Regions from separate parts of the Homo sapiens genome. Here region 2 is linked to region 1. A link is an interaction called in ENCODE POLR2A ChIA-PET data of the cell type or tissue named here. Cell type or tissue: GM12878. All regions are shown on one strand. Links, peaks and the distances in the headings refer to the core of each region. The heading gives the core; the rest is flanking DNA.

What was found. Peaks named below come from ENCODE experiments on the same cell type or tissue, not always from the same donor. Only the 100,000 strongest peaks of a DNase experiment are listed, where the experiment ranks them.
Region 2: POLR2A ChIA-PET joins it to region 1 with 5 read pairs; 2 of 35 experiments call an interaction of 5 or more read pairs at or near these places.

What each region holds. Positions count from the first base shown.
Region 1 is chr17:64,401,378-64,408,334 of GRCh38, forward strand. No RefSeq gene overlaps it. Among named protein-coding and RNA genes, the nearest start is that of PECAM1, 14 kb to the left of the region's middle. RefSeq lists enhancers at 3,291-3,400, 3,511-3,590. In GM12878, for the core only: no CTCF peak of the experiment used is centred there; DNase peaks (open chromatin) are centred at 2,644, 2,894 and 3,424; H3K27ac peaks cover 1,394 bases.
Region 2 is chr17:64,571,127-64,578,083 of GRCh38, forward strand. SMURF2 (SMAD specific E3 ubiquitin protein ligase 2) reads right to left here. Exons shown (of 19, transcript NM_022739.4): 10 at 672-830. Among named protein-coding and RNA genes, the nearest start is that of CEP95, 68 kb to the left of the region's middle. In GM12878, for the core only: no CTCF peak of the experiment used is centred there; no DNase peak of the experiment used is centred there.

The sequences.
Region 1 (6,957 bases), core at 1,647-5,646:
AAGTACTGGGCAGGGCATGGTGGCTCACACCGGTAATCCCAGCACTTTGGGAGCCCGAGGCTGGAGAATCGCTTAAAGCCAGGAGTTTGAGACTAGCCTGGGCAACATAGCCAGACCCTGGCTCTACCAAAAAAAAAAAATTTTTTTTTTCACCTCCCACCAACTTCTCTCAAAAAATTTTTAAAAATTAGCCTGGTGTGGTGGTGTGCCCCGGTAGTCCCAGCTACTCTGGAGGCTGAGATGGGAGGCTTGTTTGAGCTCAGGACTTTGAGGCTACAGTGAGCTAGGATTGCACCGCTGCACTCTGGCCCAGGTCATAGCATGAGACTCTGTCTCTAAACAACAACAACAAAAGGAACGAAATACTGATACATGCTACACTATAGATGAACTTTAAAAACATGCTAAGTGGAAGAAGCTACACATGAAAGGCCACATATTATATAATTCCATTTCTATGCAATGTCCGGAATACGCAAATCCATGGAGATGGAAAGTAGTTTGGTTGGCTAGGGCTGGGGGATTAGGCAAGATAGCTAAAGAATACAGGTTTCTTTTTGGGATAATGAAAATGTTCTAAAATTGATTGGGGTGATGGTTGCACAACTCTGAATATATGAAACACCATTGAATTGCACGCTTTAAATAGGTAAATGGTATGGCATGTGAACTATATCTCAATGAATCTGTTATTTTAAAAATTTTAGAGGGTATGTTTTCATTTCCTGTGGCTACAGTGACAAATACCCACACACTTCCTGGCTTAAAACAACAGAAACTTATTCTTTCCCCATTCTGGATCTAGAATAAGTATGAATGGACCAAAATCAAGCTGCCAGCAGGGCTACACTCCCTGCAGAGGCTCTGCGGGAGGAGAATCTGTTCCTGGCCTCTTACAGGAGCAGATTGGTGGCTGCTGGCATTCCTTGGTCTGTGGGTGCATCACTCCAGTCTTCAAGGCCAGCATCTTCAAATCTCTGCTCAATCTTCACATCACCTCTCTTCTGTGTGTCTAATCTCCCTTATTTATTATTTATTTATTTATTTGAGATGGGGTCTCACCCTGTTTCCAAGGCTGGAGTGCAGTGGTTCAATCACGACTCACTGCAGCCTTGACCACCAGTGATTCTCTCACCTCAGCCTCCTGAGTAGCTGGGACCACAGGCACACACCACCATGCCTAGATAATTTTTTAATTATTTGTAAAGATGAGGTCTCGCTATGTTTCCCAGGTTGGCCTTGAACTTTTGAGCTCAAGGGATTCTCCTGCCTGGGCCTCTCAAAGTGCTGGGATTATAGGCATAAACCAATGTGCCCCGCCTCCCTCTGCCTCTCTGGTAAAGTCACTTGTGATTGCATTTGGAGCCCATCCAGATAATCTCCCCAACTCAAAACTGTTAACTTAATCACATCTGCAAATCCCATTCTCCCACATGTTACAAACTGAATGTTTGCATCCCCGCGACAATTCACATGTTGGAACCAACTCCCCAGTGTGATAGTACTTGCAGGTGGAGCCTTTGGAGGTGGTTATGTCATGAGGGTGGAGGCCTCATGAATGGGACTGGTGCCCTTATGAAAGGGACCATAAGAAAATCCCTAGGCCCGGTGCGGTGGCTCACGCCTGTAATCCCAGCACTTTGGGTGGCCAAGGTGGGCAGATCGACGTGAGGCCACGAGTTTGAGACCAGCCTGGACAACGTAGCAAAATCCTATCTCTACTAAAAATACAAAAATTAGCTGGCATGGTGGCGCGCCTGTAGCCTCAGTTACTTGGGAGGCTGAGGCACGAGAATCACTTGAACCCAGGAGGCAAAGGTTGTGGTCAGCCGAGACCGCGCCACTGCACTCCAGCCCGGGTGACAGGGCAAGACTCCTTCTCAAAACAGAAAAAAAAAAAAAAAAGGCAAGAAAAGAATTCCCTAGTCCTTTCCATCATGTGAGGACACAGCAGAGAGACAGCCATCTATAAATGAGGAAGTAGGCCTCACCAGACACTGGAGCTGCTGGAGCTTTGATGCTGGACTTCCCAAACTCCAGAACTGTGAGAAATACATTTTTGTTGTTTCTTTTTTTTTTTTTTTTTTGAGATGGAGTCTCATTCTTGTTGCCCAGGCTGGAGTGCAATGGCACAATTTCAGCTCATTGAAACCTCCGCCTCCCGGGTTCAAGCGATTCTCCTGCCTCAGCCAGCTGAGTAACTGGGATTACAGGCATGAGCCACCATGCCTGGCTAATTTTGTGTTTTTAGTAGAGATGGGGTTTCTCTGTGTTGGTCAAGCTGATCTTGAACTCCCAACCTCAGGTGATCCACCTGCCTCAGCCTCCCAAAGTGCTGGGATTACAGGCGTGAGCCACCGCGCCCGGCCCATTTTTGTTGTTTCTAAGGCACCCAGTCCAAACAAACTAAGACACCATATAGGGCAACATTCACAGGTTCCAGGGGTCAGGGCCTGATATCCTTGGGGGTCATCAGCAGCCTACCACAGGGGTATCATGACCCATATTACAGATGGGGAGCTGAGGGCCAGGAGGTGAAACATCAACCAAGTTCCCAGCACCACATCTGCCTGCCTGTGTCTGCCTGGCTTGCTACAAGGCTTCTGTGACTGACCTTTTACAGCACCTTTCTGGGCAGAAGGCTCAGACCCAGTCCCTGACCTGACACACATGAGTCATGAGACCAGAGCCAGCTTCATAGATGTGTGACCCGTGCCGTCACAGGGGCCCTGTGCTCAGAAGCTGCCATGCTTGGTTTGATGCCTTGCTGTCGCCACCTTGAAATTCCTGATAATTTTGAATTTTCATTTGCACTAGACCCACAAATTATGTAACTGGTCCTACATGTGACACTGAGCAAGAAAAGGGAGAGTTGAGATGAGGTGGGTAGAAGCTGCCCTGCCCACGGCCTCACCTCAGACCTGAAAAGTACCTGACACCCCGATCCTGCACAGCCTAAATAATTGCATTGTTTTATATGAAAGAAGAACTAGACTTTTTTCCACTTTCGGTGGAAATTATAGGGAGGTATATTTCAGCCAGAACTGTGCAACACAGCAGGTAAGGAAAGTTTTGCAAATGTTTTAAAAGGCCAGATGAGACTGGGCATGGTGGCTCATGTCTGTAATCCCAGCACTTTGGGAGGCCACAGCAGGCGGATCACCTGAGGCCAGGGGTTTGAGACTAGCCTGGGCAACATGGCGAAACCCTGTCTCTATTAAAAAAATACAAAAAGGTCAGGCGCAGTGGCTCATGCCTGTAATCCCAGCACTTTGGGAGGCTGAAGCAGGTGGATCACTTGAGGTCAGGAGTTTGAGACCAACTTGGCCAACATGGTGAAACCCCGTCTATACTAAAAATACAAAAATTAGCCAGGCGTGGTGGCATGCGCCTGTAGTTTCAGCTACTCAGAGGGCTGAGGCAAGAGAATCGAGTAAACCTGGGAGGCGGAAGTTGCAGCGAGCCGAGATTGCACCACCACACTCCAGCCTGGGCCACAGAGCGAGACTCTGTCAAAAAAAGAAAAAAGAAAAAGCCAGCTGAGAGAGAGGGAGGTGATTCCTAAAGCTGCGGAGTCTCCTCTGGGCCCACCTGAGGCAAACCCAGCCTCCACCAAGAGGCAAGTTTTGTGTCAGTTCCCAAGAACTCCAGAAGCCATGTGGGCCACTCCTTCTTCTTTTAGGGGGAGAATGTAGCTGTCAAATATCTCTTCATCTTATTAATAAAGCTAACAAGGAGCCAAGTATTTGTCAAAACCAATGCCAGGGGTCAGAGCAGTGTCCCGCTGATTGCCACAGCTGAAGACAAAGGAAAAGGAAGGAAGACTGTCATCGTCAATGTGGTTGCCATTGCAAAGGTGGCTAGGTGGCCTCTGTCACTGTGGGCTGGGAATCATAGCTCTAGTCTGATGCTAAAAAGGACCATGCAACTGTTCATGGAGCGCACAAATGACTGCCCAGACAACATAAAAAAACAGCATCTGGCCGGGCACGGTGGCTCACACCTGTAATCCCAACACTTTGGGAGGCTGAGGTGGCCGGATCACTTGAGATCAGGAGTTCGAGACCAGCCTGACCAACATGGTGAAACCCCATGTCTACTAAAAATACAAAAATTAGCCGTGCGTGGTGGCACAAGCCTGTAGTCGCAGCTATTCAAGAGGCTGAATCACTTGAACCCAGGAGGCGGAGGTTGCAGTGAGCCAAGATTGCACCACTGCACTCCAGCCTGGGTGACGGAGGGAGACTCCGTCTCAAAAAAAAAAAGGTGTCTGTGTTCCCACTGTGGAAACCTAAGCAGATTGGCTGGACAAACTTTAGAATGACAGGGACCCCAAAAACAGAAAGAAAAGCAAAATGCAGCCTAGTCTATCCCCAGGGGCGGTGGGGTCGTCTGGGGACAACAGAAGGATGAAGGCCCAGGATGAGGCAGAAAGGAGCTGATCTGGGGGTGAGGGAAACAGGGAGAGACTGACTGGTTGACTTTGGGAGGGGTGTCAGGGACGCTGGGGCCACTACCATGACTCTGAGGGAGACACAAGTTTTTCATGGGTTTTTCTCTGTGCAGAGTGGTGTAAGTCTGCTCTCACATCTCCCTTCCAGCAACCTTCAAGCAACCTCTAGTAGAGATTTGAAGTGGGATTTCTTTCTTTTCTTTTTTCTTTTTTTTTTTTTTTTTGAGATAGGGTCTGGATCTGTCACCCAGGTTGGAGTGCAGTGGCACAATCTTGGCTCACTGCAACCTCCACCTCCTGGGTTTAGGCGATTCTCGTGCCTCAGCCTCCCGAGTAGCTGGGATTACAGGCATACACCACCATGCCCAGCTAATTTTTTGTATTTTTAGTAGAGATGGGGTTTTGCCATGTTGGCCAGGCTGGTCTCGAACTCCTGACCTCAAGTGATCCACCCACCTTGGCCTCCCAAAAAAGTGCTGGGATTACAGGCCTGAGCCACTGCCCCCGGCCTTAGAGTGGGGTTTCTGTTCTCATTTGACTGTGTCATGGTTCTGAGACGAATCCTCAGGTGAGAAAGCAACGGGCCTGGCTTCCTTGGGCTCCTCAGCCATGGCCCTCCCAGAGCCCACCATGCCTGGAGGACCCAGCATGGGCCACAGACATGCACCTTCATTCTCACAAGTTCATCCGAGAGGAGGAGGAAGGAAAAGCCAAGGAAACCCAAAAGGCAGGTTAGAGAAAGAAGTCACTCTGTGTCCGCAAAGAGCTCCCCTCCCCTGGCCCTGTGCCCTTCACTCTCTATAGGTCAAGGTTTTGCTGGACTGTTTCCAGTGTTTGAGCCTGAATCCACCACGCCGGGGCTCCCTGATGCACTAATCCGGTGTTCAAAGAAGGGAAGGGCTGTGTGGCCCTGAACCTGTGCCTACACAGCAGAAAGAATTCCAACCTTTCCTTATCAGACATAAAGTGGATCTACAAAGGGTCACATTAGAGAGTTTTCCTTTTTAAATGGCTCTACAAATGTTCTGAGGTAGGCGGCGGAACTCAACTCCAAAGGTAGGGCTTGGACACTGGACCAAATTGAAGACTAGCTAAACAGGGACTGAGAGAAAGCAGCTTTCCATAAGACACGCCCACCAGTGTGCCGTGTCAGTTTACCGTTACCATGACAACACCGGAAGTTACCACCCCTTTCCATGGCAATGACCTGACAACCCAGAAGTTACCACCCTTTTTCTAGAAATTTCTGTATAGTCTGGCCCTTAATTTGCATATAACTAGATGGGCACACATATGATGCAGAACTGCCCTGAGCTGGTGCTCTGGGCACACTGCCTATAGGGTAGCCCTGCTCCACAAGGAGCAGTCTGTCTGCTGCTGCTGTGCACTGCCGCTTCAATAAAAGTTGCTGTCTAACACCACCGGCTCCCCTAGCTTGCCCTTGAATTCTTTCCTGGGCAAAGCCAAGAACCCTGCCAGGCTAAGCCCCAATTCTGGAGTTCACCTGCCCTGCATCAGTTGCACGTAGCACAGTTTCATTAGTTTGGCCTTGAGGGGCCAAGAGCAATCCTGCTTTGCACCACCCACCATGAAAGGGAGCAGGAGCTGGCGGGGTGCGGTGGCTCACGCCTGTAATCCCAGCACTTTGGGAGGACGAGGCGGGAGGATCACCTGAGGTCAGGAGTTCGAGACCAGCTTGGTCCAACATGATGAAACACCATCTCTACTAAAATTACAAAAATTAGCCAGGCATGGTGGCAGGCACCTGTAATCCCAGCTACTAGGGAGGCTGAGGCAGGAGAATCACTTGAACCCAGGAGGCAGAGGTTGCAGTGAGCCAAGATCACACCACTGCACTCCAGCCTGGGTGACAGAGCGAGACTCCATCTCAAAAAAAAAAAAAGAAAAGAAAAGAAAAAAGAAAGGGAGGATGAGCTGCCCTGGGGGAGGTTTGTGGACTTCTGAACTCATGTGAGCCAAGTCTACCAAGCCTCAGCTCACCAGCCTGTAGATTGCTCCTCATAAGGCCACTGCGGGCCTCAATATCATAAAACTCTATAGGGATATGGGTCACGTTAAGTATTGTCCTTTGACCTCATATCAAATGAACAAGCATCAGGAAAAATTGTGAAAGGGTTTGAAATAGGCCTAAAACATTCCTGGGTGTCTTCAACAAAAAGTAGAGGCAATCTAGCACATTCTTCCAGCTTATCTGACTCTTTGAGGTTTCTGTGCCTTTCATTGTCTTTGAGATATCTTATAATTTTCCAGGTTGTCCAGAGAAATGCAAGTTGTGACCAGTGGGGATGATGCAGTTGATAATTCCCCTAATGATATTGAGCAATTTTGCATCTTTTGTTTTGAGGCGGAGTTTCGCTCTTGTCCAGGCTGGAGTGCAATGGCACAATCTCGGCTCACTGCAACCTCCGCCTCCTGGGTTCAAGTGATTCTCATGCCTCAGCCTCCCGAGTAGCTGGGAGTACAGGCATGCACCACCACGCCCA
Region 2 (6,957 bases), core at 1,448-5,447, 170 kb after region 1:
AGTGCTACTAAGGTGTTAGCCATTAATATAAATTATTAATAATTTTGTATTACAATGGCAACACAAAATTAGCCTGTTCAACCCCTACTTCTCCTGTCAAGATATTGCCTCTGTAAAAGGCCATCTTGAGCACCTCTAATAACCCTTTTCCTAACATTCCAAGACAGGTTCCTACCTAAAAGCATAGTAGGTTTAAAATACTCATATCAGAGTAAACCTTGTCACACTCTTACATAAATTTTGCTCAATAAAAGTAAATTATAACTGATGAAAGTAGATGTTCTTTCATTTTTTAAGAGACAGGGTCTCCATCTGTCACCCAGGCTGGAGTTGGGGTGGTGTGATCATAGTCCACTGCAGCCTCAAACTCCTGGGCTCAGGCGATTCTCCTGCCTCAGTTTCCCAAGTAGCTAGGACTGCAGGCATACACCACCACACCCAGCTAATTTTTTAATTTAAACAACTTTTTTTTTGTAGAGATGAGGTCTCACTATATTGACCAGGCTAGTCTCAAACCCCTGGCCTCAAGTGATCCTGCTGCCACGGCCTCCCAAAGCACTGGGATTAAAGGCGTGAGCCACTGTATCGAGACTCACATTTATTATTAAAAGCATCTATGCGTTTCATCATGTTTAACTCCCATTTTAACATGTATTGTTTCAAAAACTTACTTTAAAACTAAATGCAAGTTAGCAGACAGCCGAGGATCTGTAAATTGTGTTGTTCTGTTGTTATGGTCAACGAAATAAACTCTGCCTGTTGCCGTATTACGGATCTCCCATCCAGGAGGCAATGGACCAAGCTCTTCACAATTGATGTTGCTAAGATCCCTGCAAAAACAAATATAAAATAAAAAATACCTCATTGCTCGCCCTGCTGAACCAAGCAAGTGTAAATGACACAGAACAATTCCACAAAGTGTGAGAAAATGTATTGTTTCAGAAACTTGAGATGTTCAGCTGGAATCTTTAATTCCCAATGGTTTAACAAACTTTCATCTTCAAAGCCCAATCCATAAATGGCTCAGAAAAACTTATCACATAGCCTACATTTTTTAGTAATTTCCTAGGCTTTAATGTAATACAGATTTAAATTAATATAAAATCAATCCCAATATTTGCCAACATAAACTGTATTTCAACACGTGTTTGACAGGAAGTAATTTTACAAGTGTCAGTGACATAAAGAATTAAATGCTTTCTAAAATGTCCCTTCATTTCTTTACTATACCATAAAATTTGCATAAAATGTCCATTCCATAATTTTAAGCTCGCCAACAAAGCAAAACTGGAAATGTTACTGAAATTATGATCCTGAAAATAATCACAGCATATTTTTAAAGAATAAACTGCAATTCTAAAATCTGTAAAGTTAGTCAATGAAGAACCTGTTTAAGATACATTACCAAGAGTGCTCTAAGGGTTACCACTGCAATAAGAAAAGCTAAGATTTTTAATGGACCAAAGACTATTGCTATTATATTATACATTCTTAAAATACTAGTATATATAGAGAAGGATTAATAGGGCCTTAAAGAATGAGTTAAGGAGCTTCCAGGTTGGTGAACACACTGAGGTACTGGACGGTGGCCTGCCCAGAGAGGGCATGGTAGCTCCTTGCCCTCCCCCCATACTGTGTCCTAAGCATTGCTTCCATTTGGCTGTTCCAGAGTTGTAGCCTCTGTAATAAACTGGCAATAGAACTGCAAATTCTTATCCTCTACACTGTTAGAAAAAAATATTTCAGTGAAGCTTCCAAAGTGTGGAAATTGCTGTTGTCATCCACCAGAAGAGAAAAGTCACTGCCCTTGGTGACATAATTGAGACTGCGTGTAACAATGTATGATATGATCAGGTCATTTCCTGCCTTAAATGAATACTTTAGGTTACCAGAGCCATGTGTAAATACCAAAGAAACGACATACTCTGAAAGTGACCAAGCAAACTCAAGCATCTAGATAGTAAAACTGTTTTTGTGGTCCTCTTTTTATTAAAAAAAAGAGGAGGAGGAGGAGGAGGAGGAGGAGGAGGAGGAGGGGGAGGAGGAGGAGGGGGAGGAGGAGGAGGAGGAGGGGGAGGAGGAGGGGAGGAGGAGGGGAGGAGGAGGAGGGGAGGAGGAGGAGGAGGGGAGGAGGAGGAGGAGGAGGAGGGGGAGGAGGAGGAGGAGAAGATAAAAGCAGCATGTTTATGTAAATTTAAATTGTAACAGATAATTATAAGTAATCACAAATTTCATCAAAACCACATTTTAAAAGTTATACTAGAAAAATGTTTTTCCTGAGATGACTTCTCCTTAGTCACAGTGAAACCAATGATGGGCACACAGGGACCTATATTTGCCAAAGCAATCATTCTGACTTCTGCTATAGGTGTTCCAAGAGACTCCTGCTACAGAACAGCTAAAGTGTAGGAAAAAACACCATTTGAAACACTGCTAGTCTCAAAAGAGGCAAGGGAAAGTTCCAAGAATTCTCCTCAAATTTTAAAAAAAAGGGAGTTCGGGGGACTGAGTAAAGATGGTACCTGAGTGGCAGGTAGGCAGAAGGGCAGGCCAGCAGCAAGACTGGGATAGGAAACCTGAAGCTTCCTCCCCAAGCTGAGAACTCAGGGAGTTCAGCCTCCCAAATTCAGCCTCCCAAAGTGCTGGGATTATAGGCATGAGCCACTGCACCGGCCCCAAATAGATTTTTAATGGTTTAGAAATGAAAAACAGGAGCTGGAGGACATTATCCTTAGCAAACTAAAGCAGGAACAGAAAACCAAATATTGCATGTTCTCACTTATAAGTAGGAGCTAAATGATGGGAACACATGGACACATGGAGAGGAACAACAGGTACTATGGCCTATCAGAGGGTGGAAGGTGGAAGAAGGGAGAGGATCAGCAAAAATAACGAATGGGTACTAGGCTTAGTATCTGGGTGACAGAATCATCTGTACAACAAACCCTCATGACACAAGTTTACCTATAACAAACCTGCACATGTACCCCTGAACCTAAAAGTTAAAAAAAAAATTAAAATAAAAAATGAACAATTCTACTGATAAAATGTAGAATTTCATTTCATGTCATTTTATTTAGAATTTTATAAATCTACAGTCATACACGGGAGAGTGCTAAAGCACTGATTAAAAGAGCAAAACACTAGAAATAATCTTTATGTCTCACTGGGAGCTGGTTAAAGAAAAATGGAATGTTATACAGTCATACAAAGTAACACAGATCTGTATTTCAAGACTACAGTCACTCAGTATGCAATATAACAAATAACAAGGCATTAACCATTGTTTTAAAGAGAAATGCAAAACATGATGAAATGAGATTTCTTGGATAAATCTAGGTATCCTGGATATCTTTAAATAAAGTTTGTTTTAAAGAGTCTGACTTTGCAATTTTATAAATATCTTCGAATAGTGATATTGTAATAGAAACTAAATATTTATAGTATACTTTCATAAAAGATCTTCCATACAAAAGGCATATTTGCTAAAGGATCCTCCAAAACAAAAGATGTAAGTTTTTAAGGTAATTTGGGGGATACAGAATAAGAAAAATAATCCCAAGTGTTATTTCATAAAATCATCATTCAAAATACATGTCAATACTCAACATGAGATATTCTTAAAGCTTCGCAGAAATCCTTTACTCACTAATAAAAAACTGACATGTTTCCTCTGGAATAAGAGCCTGTTACCAACAGTGGTGCTGAAATCTGTCTCAATTTCAATTTCTGTTGCCAGCTTACATACTATTCTTTCAACATGTAACTCAAGGTCAACTTTCTCACTATTGTAAATCATTTAGTTAAAAAAAATGATCATTGTTATTCTATACATTTCCTACAAGTAATTTCTAATTAATTTAAAGAAAAGCTTATTATTGACCTTCAACTAGATAAACAGAATCCAAAAAGCTTTTTACAATTTATATAATAAAACTGATTTTGAAAAGTTAGGCCCTTGGATTTTTTTTTTCTTTTTTTAGTAAGCTTAAAAAAAAAAAAGTAAAATTTCCTCCCCACTACTTTTTATCTATTTATTTTTTTAGAGATGGGGTCTTGCTCTGTTGCCGAGGCTGGAGTGCCACGGTGCGATCTCGGCTCACCACAACCTCCACCTCCCAGGTTCAAGCAATTCTTCTTCTTCAGCCTCCTGAGTAGCTGGGATTACAGGCACATGCCACCATGCCTGGCTAATTTTGTATTTTTAGTAGAGACGGGTTTTCACCATGTTGGCCAGGCTGGTCTCAAATTCCTGACTTCAAGTGATCCTCCTGCCTCAGCCTCCCAAAGTGCTGGGATTACAGGTGTGAGCCACCGAGCCCGGCCCCCACTACTTTTTAAAAACTAACAGCTTATATTGTCAAGACATGGAAATGGCAACCTTGATAAAGTAATGAGTAATAGCACATTCCCTTGGTTGCCACCCTCAAAGAATTCTGAGCTCTATAACACAAAGTAAGACATTTTCATAATCACAGTTTTATTTATAAATAGAGAGTATCAAAGCAACCCAAGACTAGCTAGTCACATCTGTTTTTTATTCAAATACACAATAGAGTCCTGAGCATAAGCTTTAGGCAGGAAAAAAAAACAACCTTCTGTGGGTTGTTCTGGGGGTTTGTTTTGGAGGAGGGGCGCTGCTGTGCTTAACATAAAATATCCACATCCTACAAATCCTTTGTATGTGCAACATACAAAGTTGATTTAGAATTTAATTTAGAATTCAAGCTTTTTTCCAGTTGTAACTGGACTACTTGGTACTTTGCATCTGTTCATTAAAAAATAACTCAAAATAGGGCCAAGCATGGTGGCTCATGCCTGTAATCCCAGCACTTTGGGAGGCCGAGGTGCACAGATTGCTTGAGCTCAGGAGTTTGAGACTAGCTTGGGCAACATGGCGTAACCCCATCTCTACTAAAAATACAAAAATTAGCGGGGTATTGTGGCGCATGCCTGTAGTCCCAGCTATTCAGGAGGCTGAGGTGGGAGGATGACTTGAACCCAGGAGGCAGAGGTTGTAGTGAGCCAGGACTGCACTGCTGCTCTCCAGCCTGGACAGCAGAGCTAGATCCTGTCTCAAAAAAAAGAGAGGGAGGGAGGCAGGGAGAAAACAATGTTCCAAAAATTATGGTAAATCACTAAATTTATTTGTGTGTCATTTCATCTTTTTGAAGTTAAAAGTAATTGACATTTTGGTTAGGAAATGCAATATCTGCAGCTGAAATACACAAGTTTGGATATTTAAATTAAATTAGGGCCAGGCACAGTGGCTCACGCATGTAATCCCAGCACTTTGGTAGGTCGAGGTGAGCAAATCACCTGAGGTCAGGTGCTCAAGACAAGCCTGGACAACATGGCAAAATCCCGTCTCTACTAAAAATACAAAAATTAGCTGGGTATGGTGGCAGGTGCCTGTAATCCTAGCTACTCAGGAGGCTGAGGCAGGAGAATCACTTGAACCCGGGAGGCGGAGGTTGCAGTGAGCTGACATTGCACCACTGCACTCCCGCCTGGACAACAGAATGAGACTCCATCTCAAAAACATTAATTAATTAATTAAATTACGTTGTTTTCTAAAAATGGAATTTTATTAAGGAACACATAACAGAACATTGAATGCATTTATGAGGTTAAATTTTTCAAAGATTTTTTTTTAAGCTGAACCATAATTAAGAATATCAACCTACTACCCGTTTTTAAAGGGTATGTGTTCCGTTATTCCCCAGGTCAATTTTCTTTTTCTATCCTTTTTTTTTTTTTTTTTTTTTTTTTTGAGACGGGTCTCGTTCTGTCACCCAGGCTACAGTGCAGTGGTGTGATCTCAGCTCACTGCAACTTCCGCCTCCCACTTTAGCCTCGCGAGCAGCTGGGACTACACGAATTTTCTTTCTCTTTTTTTGAAATGGGGTCTTGCCCCAGCCATCCCATTACTGGGTATATACCCAAACGATTATAAATCATGCTGCTATAAAGACACATGCACACGTATGTTTATTACGGCACTATTCACAATAGCAAAGACTTGGAATCCACCCAAATGTCCATCAATGATAGACTGGATTAAGGGCACATATACACCATGGAATACTATGCAGCCATAAAAAAGGATGAGTTCATGTCCTTTGTAGGGACATGGATGAAGCTGGAAACCATCATTCTCAGCCAACTATCGCAAGGCCAAAAAAACAAACACTGCATGTTCTCACTCATAGGTGGGAATTGAACAATGAGAACACTTGGACACAAGAAGGGGAACATCACACACCAGGGCCTGTTGTGGGGTGGGGGGAAGGGGGAGGGATAGCATTAGGATATATACCTAATGTAAATGACAAGTTAATGGGTGCAGCACACCAACATGGCACATGTATACATATGTAACAAACCTGCACGTTGTGAACATATACCCTAGAACTTAAAGTATAATAAAATAAATAAATAAATAAATAAATAAAACACTAAAAAAAAAAAAAGAGAGAGAGAGAGAGAAATGGGGTCTTGCTCTGTCATCCAGGCTGGAGTGCTGTAGCACGACCAAGGCTCACTGCAGCTTCAACCTCCATGGCTCAAGCAATCCTCTTGCCTCAGCCTCCCAAGCAACTGGGACCACAACAGATGTGCTCTACCACATACAGCTGATTTTTAATCTTTGGTAGAGACCAGGTCTATGTGGCTCAGACTGGTTTCAAACTCCTGGGGCTCAAGTGATCCTCATGCCTCAGCCTCCCAAAGTGTTGGGAATACAGGTAAGAGCCACCTGCTTGGTGCCCTAGGACAAATTTCAAACTCCTAAAAGATCCATGTTTTCATTCCACTTTTTTTTTTTTTTTTTTTTTTGAGACAGAGTCTCGCTCTGTGGCCAGGCTGGAGTGCAGTGGCGTGATCTCAGCTCACTGCAAACCTCCACCTCCCTGGGTTCAAGCGATTCCCTGCCTCAGCCACCCGAGTAGCTGGGAT